2 separate regions of the Homo sapiens genome follow, and region 2 is linked to region 1. A link is a contact called in ENCODE Hi-C data. All regions are on one chromosome and are shown on one strand. Each heading gives the region's core, a stretch centred on a gene start or an enhancer-like site at or near the end of the contact. The rest is flanking DNA. Distances are from core to core; before and after follow the strand shown.

What was found. A loop is a pair of places that touch in the nucleus more often than their neighbours do. Pooled maps may share reads with other maps.
Region 2: a map with no recorded cell type shows a loop between it and region 1 (4-fold over the local background). The contact joins two enhancer-like sites. A Hi-C loop is called at or near these places in 1 of 168 maps with a recorded cell type or tissue (K562), 1 of 37 single-sample maps with no recorded cell type and 7 of 50 pooled maps.

What each region holds. Positions count from the first base shown.
Region 1 is chr6:106,092,656-106,095,903 of GRCh38, reverse strand. PRDM1 (PR/SET domain 1) reads right to left here. Exons shown (of 7, transcript NM_001198.4): 3 at 170-289. Among named protein-coding and RNA genes, the nearest start is that of PRDM1, 7.9 kb to the right of the region's middle. Within about 2 kb of position 1,468, at least 2 of the 41 ENCODE cell types and tissues checked have a DNase peak (open chromatin) inside an H3K27ac peak, as active enhancers do.
Region 2 is chr6:106,560,243-106,563,490 of GRCh38, reverse strand. It overlaps CRYBG1 (crystallin beta-gamma domain containing 1), which reads right to left. Exons shown (of 22, transcript NM_001371242.2): 19 at 2,565-2,688; 20 at 1,991-2,149. Among named protein-coding and RNA genes, the nearest start is that of RTN4IP1, 68 kb to the left of the region's middle. Within about 2 kb of position 1,635, at least 4 of the 41 ENCODE cell types and tissues checked have a DNase peak (open chromatin) inside an H3K27ac peak, as active enhancers do.

The sequences.
Region 1 (3,248 bases), core at 219-2,718:
TCGGTTTCATCACATTTGTTCAGAATTCCCTGTGTCCATGGGGATGCTGGATACTTATGGGTGAGCCCCAGCATTTCTCAGCACAGGATGAGAAAGGTGAGCCACCCAGCTCTTTTAGCTCCATTTTTTCCTAACATTTAATGGGTCTGAAGAAATTTCCCTTACTTACCCTCCAAAAATATTTCCTGTTGGCGTTCTTAGGAACTGTGTCATTGGTGTAGATTTCACCTATTAGGGGTCCAAAACGTGTGCCCTTTGGTATGTATTCTTTACTCATCACTCCAATAACCTAAACAGGAAAAAACACAGGAAACAATTACTTTGACTATAAAATGTTAACCAATCTTTTCAATTAAATAAATTGGACTGTCAAGTAGTAATACAACTAACAATGATAAAATTTTGATAAGTAAACAGACATTAATGATGCCTACATAATTAACAAGCTTCACCATAGGGGGAGACCATCTTTTAAAGTCTGAGATCATAAGCAAATACTCAACCAAGCATTAAAACAGTCTAGGGGATTATTGTCTGGTAATACGGGATCTTTTATTTTTATCATTACTTTTTATGCTAGAACAGCGAATATAACCATTCTCTTTTAGAATGAGAATAAGACACTGCAGAATTAGATGGTCAAGATTAGACCATTTCAGCCTGTTCCTAGTTTCCTATTTCTCATTCTCCCTCAAACCATAAGCATAGTGTGCTTGAGGGGAATAAAATAGTTCTGACCTCAGAAACCAAAATAATGTTCTTTGGTTGTTCCATAACAGCCTAAGGAACCAGAAACCAAATGCATTATGTTTTTTTCATTCCAGATGAGGTTTGTGTGTGTGTGTGTGTTTTTTTTTTTTCATAGCTTGTACATTCTCTTTAATAAGAGATCTTTCAAGTAACTTTGTTCTTCTCTGGCCTTCTACTTTGTTCTTCTCGAGTCTTCTACTCAAGAGTGGTCAAAGGCCCTCGTGTGTGTGTGTGTGTGTGTGTGTGTTTTAAAGACAAGGTCTCCCACTATCACTCAGGCTGGAATGCAGTGGCTTGATCTTAGCTCATTGCAGCCTTGACCTCCTGGGATCAAGAGATCCTCCCACCTCAGCCTCCTGAGTAGCTGGGACTACAGGCATGCACCATCACGCCCAGCTAATTTTTGTTGTTATTGTTGAGAAGGGGTCTCACCATGTTGCCCAGCCTTGTCTCAAACTCCTGGACTCAAGCGATCCTCCCACCTCGGCCTCCCAAAGTGCTGAGATTACAGGCTGAGCCACCATGCCTGGCCAAAAGCCCTCCTTTGAAATTAAGTTTATACGGAGGAAAGCTGTAGGTTCTAAGATCTGAGGAAATGACCTCAGACTGGATGCATCACACATTTTAACTTTGTGGGGCCTTGCTAAAGAAACATGTTAACTATACCAGTTCCTCCTTAATAATAAATTTCTCTTTGAAGGGGTAAAAAAATCACCAACCGTGAATCAGGAAGCAATTCGTCACTATTCAATAGAACTCCTCTGTGAGTAGTCCTTTACAACAGTTTGCAGTTACAGTTTTGTTTTGGTTTTTATTCTCTCACTTTCCTAGTTTTATTTTCTTCTCATTCAAGATAGCCTACCTATCACTTTACTGAATTCTTTACTAAAATGGACCAAGGAGGAGGGAGTGGTAATAGATGATAATGTTTATTTTCCAGTTTTTATATTCCCAGTAGCTCCTGTACATTCATGTACCTGAAATGGTAGACTCAAATATGTGAATCGATCCATGCACAGATTGTTCACAGTGGAATCTACAATTTTGGTTACAATATACACCAGTTCCTCATTAAGTCTCATCAATAATTTAAACCTCTATTTAAATAGATATGGCACACCTACATGCCTGTGACAGACTAGCTTTTCTCATTTAAGTGTCTTATCAGCCAATGATTTTTTTTTCTAAAACAATTTAGTATTCAATATACAAATCAATGAAGCATACTCAGACTGGAAAGAGAAAAAAAGAAAATTTTCCTACACCTAACATAAGTTGAAACAAGAGTGTTATTTTTGGTCCTTTAAGAATTTCTGTCAGAGAGCTGAAAAAAGCAGATGTTCATTTCATCCTCCTCCTCTGCCTTCATTTACATCTATCTGCCCTTTTAATCACCGTTTGTCATTATTGGTATTTGTTGGCAGTAAAACTACTGGGGACAAGAGTATCTCAGAGCAGTCTTGAGATATAAATATATATATTTAAAGCTTTAGTAGACTTATTCAGAGGCTCATTGTTTTGGACATATTATTATTGAATCTAATTAATTTGGAAAATTAATGGAATTGAATTCTATGACATGCAAATCATTTAACATTCATATTTCAGTGATTATTCCATAATATTAGAATGACAAACAGGAAAAACAAATCATGCCATTTGTTGGTGAGCCAATAATTAGCAGTTGATATTTTCAACATATCTACTTTACAACAGTAATTTTAAGAAAGGCACTCAACTGGTTCATCAACTTTGTTTTAAATTATAGTCTCTTACAGATGGTGTCTTGGGAGTCAGAGCTTGATTACCAAAACGGAGCACTGCACTGAGGTCGTGGTTCTTCTTCCAAATTGCCATTCTTTTACAGAATGGGCCTCTAGGTTTTCAGTTATCCATCTTACACACATTTTCTTGTGCCCAAAAAGAAGTCAACTAGAAAGCATAAGCTACCCAATACCTATTTGAGCACAACTATAGACTCATCACTAGTAAGCTATAAAGCAGCACCGGAAGTAGCTCTTGCCATCTCTAACCTTACAAATTCAATTCAACAGGCAAGACAGGAGAACAATTAAAAAGAGAAGGCTCTGTGGTAGAAGAGAGGTCTATGATAATCCTCAAACCCCAGACAAATTAAAGAGCTTCAATATTAGCTTATCATTAGGAAAGGGACAGAGCGCCCTAATATTTTAAATTTCAATTACATACAGTGCTATAGGGCACATATAAACTCACACCTATAGATAAAGATACAAAATCATAAAATTTCAAAACTGGAAGGCACTTACAAACCACCTATATCCATTCTAAGTCTAGCGTTCTAATATACAGTAAACATCTTCATCTCAAATGCACGTCTGAGACACAGACGCCATAAAAGCTGAAACTCTAAGACTATGGTGCTTGTCCAGGTAACTTTGGAGGGGGAACAGGAACCAGGATTGTTTTTAAAGGGAAGTGAAAAAACCAAGTACTAAGTCTCCCTCTGGTCCTAGAAA
Region 2 (3,248 bases), core at 386-2,885, 470 kb before region 1:
TCATAACATTAGAACTGCCCATCATATTTTTCCCTGTCATAAGTGACCATGATCCCAGGCAGGTTCTGTAGCTATATCTCCCTCTGACATCTCCACCTCTGCTTGGCCTGACCTTCCAGTATATGACTGCACCTCTAATTTTGTAGCACTGGGTGGCTAAAGGGCATTTTATCATTTTAAAACTCGGAATTGCATTTATTAGCATTTGTCTTTCCTTCATGAGAATTAAAATTTTCTAAACAGGCATGCTTTCCAGCTATGAAAACAGAAAAATGCAGACTCACTAGAGGGTGTTTTAATGCAAAGATTTTATGAGCCCTTCCCTGAAGTGAATCTACCCTTAATATATAAATAATGTATGGCAGTCATGTTCACATGCCATTAACAAAAATTACTGGCCAGGTACAGTGGCTCACAACTGTAATCCCAACTCTTTGGGAGGCCAAGGTGAGAGGATCACTTGTGAGACCCTATCTCTACAGAAAAGTTTTAAAAATTAGCCAGGTATAGTGGCATGCACTTGTGGGCCCCAGCTACTCAGGAGGCTGAGGTGGGAGGATCCCTTGAGCCCAGGAGGTCGAAGCTACAGTGAGCTGTGATTGCACCACTACACTCCAGCCTGGGCAACAGAGCTAGACTCTGTCTCAAACACAAAAACAAAACAATGTTGCTATAAAAATGCCTGTTAAAAGTGTATTATTGTAGGCCAGGCGCAGTGGCTTATGCCTGTAATCCCAGCACTTTGGGAGGCCAAGGCAGGTGGATCACGAGGTCAGGAGATCAAGACCATCCTGGCCAACATGGTGAAACCCCGTCTCTACTAAAAATACAAAAAAGTTAGCTGGGCGTGGTGGCACACGCCTGTAGTCCCAGCTACTCGAGAGGCTGAGGCAGGAGAATCGCGTGAACCCGGGAGGTACAGGTTGAAGTGAGCCGAGATAGTGCCACTGCACTCCAGCCTGGTGACAGAGCAAGACCCCGTCTAAAAAAAATTAAAGTATATTATTCTATATTGAGATGAAAGCACTGTGATAATCTAGGAGACTTTTTCTCATTGACCTATTGAATTCAAAGTTGTTAAATAACATCACTGAAATGTCTGTTAGAAATAACTGCTGAAAGACACCATTTTCTTGGATTAAGACAATTCAAAGGCAGAAAGCTTCTTTTCATGATTCCATATTACAACTACTTCTGTTCCTCCTGCTAGTTCTTCTATGCATGTCCAAACAGTACTTCTGTTTACTGAAAGAATTCCCCCTCCAGCACAACAGACCCAATTAACGAGTTGTACTCCTTTTCGCAAGGCTGTGTTCCTTCTGCTGACTCACGGGGCACCAGGTTTTTTTTGGTTTTTTGTTTTGTTTTGTTTTGTTTTTTTAAAGAAAATCAGGAGCCAACGGTCAAGCTCACAAAATCAAGGAGTAAAAAAGTTTTATCTACCATAGAAGCATGAGCTTCTTTCATAAAAATCTTACTACAGTCAGCTTTTAAGTGTCTGTTAATAGTAGGAATGATGCAGGAGGGACATGGGCCATTTTCTAATTTACAACGTATGACACTTAGGAAATGGACTGTGCAGCACACAGAGGGATCTCTTTACCCTTCATCCCGTTCTGTGGATTTCCCCAAAACAAACCAAGAGTGATTTTTGTTGACAGGGCTGGAGCTTATAGTTTGTTTCTGTAACAGTTACATTAAGGAAAAAGGGAAGAATAACACACTTCCTTTTTCTACTACTATATAAAAATCAAGCATAGAAATAAATATTCTATCTTGGATCAGTGCTATATTTACCTTTCATTTTAAGTTCCTAGACTGGTTCTATCAGAGCTAGGATATACTGTCATGAAAAAAACAAATTCATTTCTGAAAGTACTCCAGGAATTGTGAAATTGCATCTACTTGAAGAAAAGATCAAAAGCATATGAAAGGATGAGTCACCTCCTAGCAAAGCCATCACAGGCCCCCGTGGAATCCTAAAGCTCACCCTGCATTTGATACATCCTTCTTGATAGATCCAAATCTGATCATCGGCCCCGACATCCTCCATGACCTGTATCCTCAGAAGCTTCAGATCCTCTAAGTTTCCATTGGTTGACATGAATAACCCTGTTGCTTTGTTTCGAAGTCTGAAATAAATTCGCTTCTAGAAGACAAAACCCCCAGCAGTTGTTATACCAGATGTGCTGCTGGAAGCACTGAACAAGCATGAATATCAGGAAGAATCCAAAGTGAGATATGGATTAAGGGTAATTACCATACTCAAGAGTCTCAGAGGTTTTAAATTTTCTCAATGAGAAGAGTTTGACAAAATGTCAAAGCGCCTGAGGCAGGGTGCCTGCCTGTGGATAACTGCGTTTGATGTTCAGTTTGATGGCCTTCTGAAGCAGCCACACCTCTTAGCACCAGAAACTGAGCCCAGATTATTGGGGCAGGGAAGGAGTTTATAGGGTGAGGCCAGTTATAAACTTTGAATAAAAAAATTGGATAAAAAGTTGGATTGCATTTACAAAAAAATTTCAGAGAAGAGTCTATGCAGAGCATGGAGAGGAAGAAAATACCTGAACAAAAGGTCGTAGAGAACCTATTTGGCGACAGCCACTGAATTCATACCAATTAGGTACTTCTGCAGGTGACAATAGGAACTGTCGCCCTCTGTAACTGCCATATTCATAAGTAACCCATCTGAAAACAAAAATAACCACAGTAAGTGGCAATTTTCATTTGACAGTGGACCCCAATTACATTTATTTTTAGAATGCTTTCCATTTCTAGACTGAACTATATACTTTTAACATACATTGGGGGAAAAATGATCTTTTCTAGAACACTTAAAAGAAGTAATTTCTTGACAAATAGCAAATTTTTGTTACATGAGTACTTATGCCAAAAAGTTCCATTCTTGAAGAGAAATAGGTAAGTTTTTTCCTCCGTAAAGCAGTGAAATATTGTCTTTTAGTGGATTCCTCAGTTCTTCCTGGGAACTATTCATAAAATAGCTTCAGTTGTAATAATGGGTCTTTAAGTTGTTAATATTTCCAAAGCTCTTAGTAGGTGCTAAATAGGGTTAAATAAAAAGTTTTGTCTGCAGTGAGAGTAATCTTTGTTAAATCTAAAAAACTGCTAAGATACTCAGTTCCCTTCCGCTCAGATGCTACTGCTGCACACCTGAGGAAGTATGGGTTTAAGCGCAGACTGGCGTGGAAGCAGCCCAGCGCCCTCCTCTCTTGCATATTACATCAGGG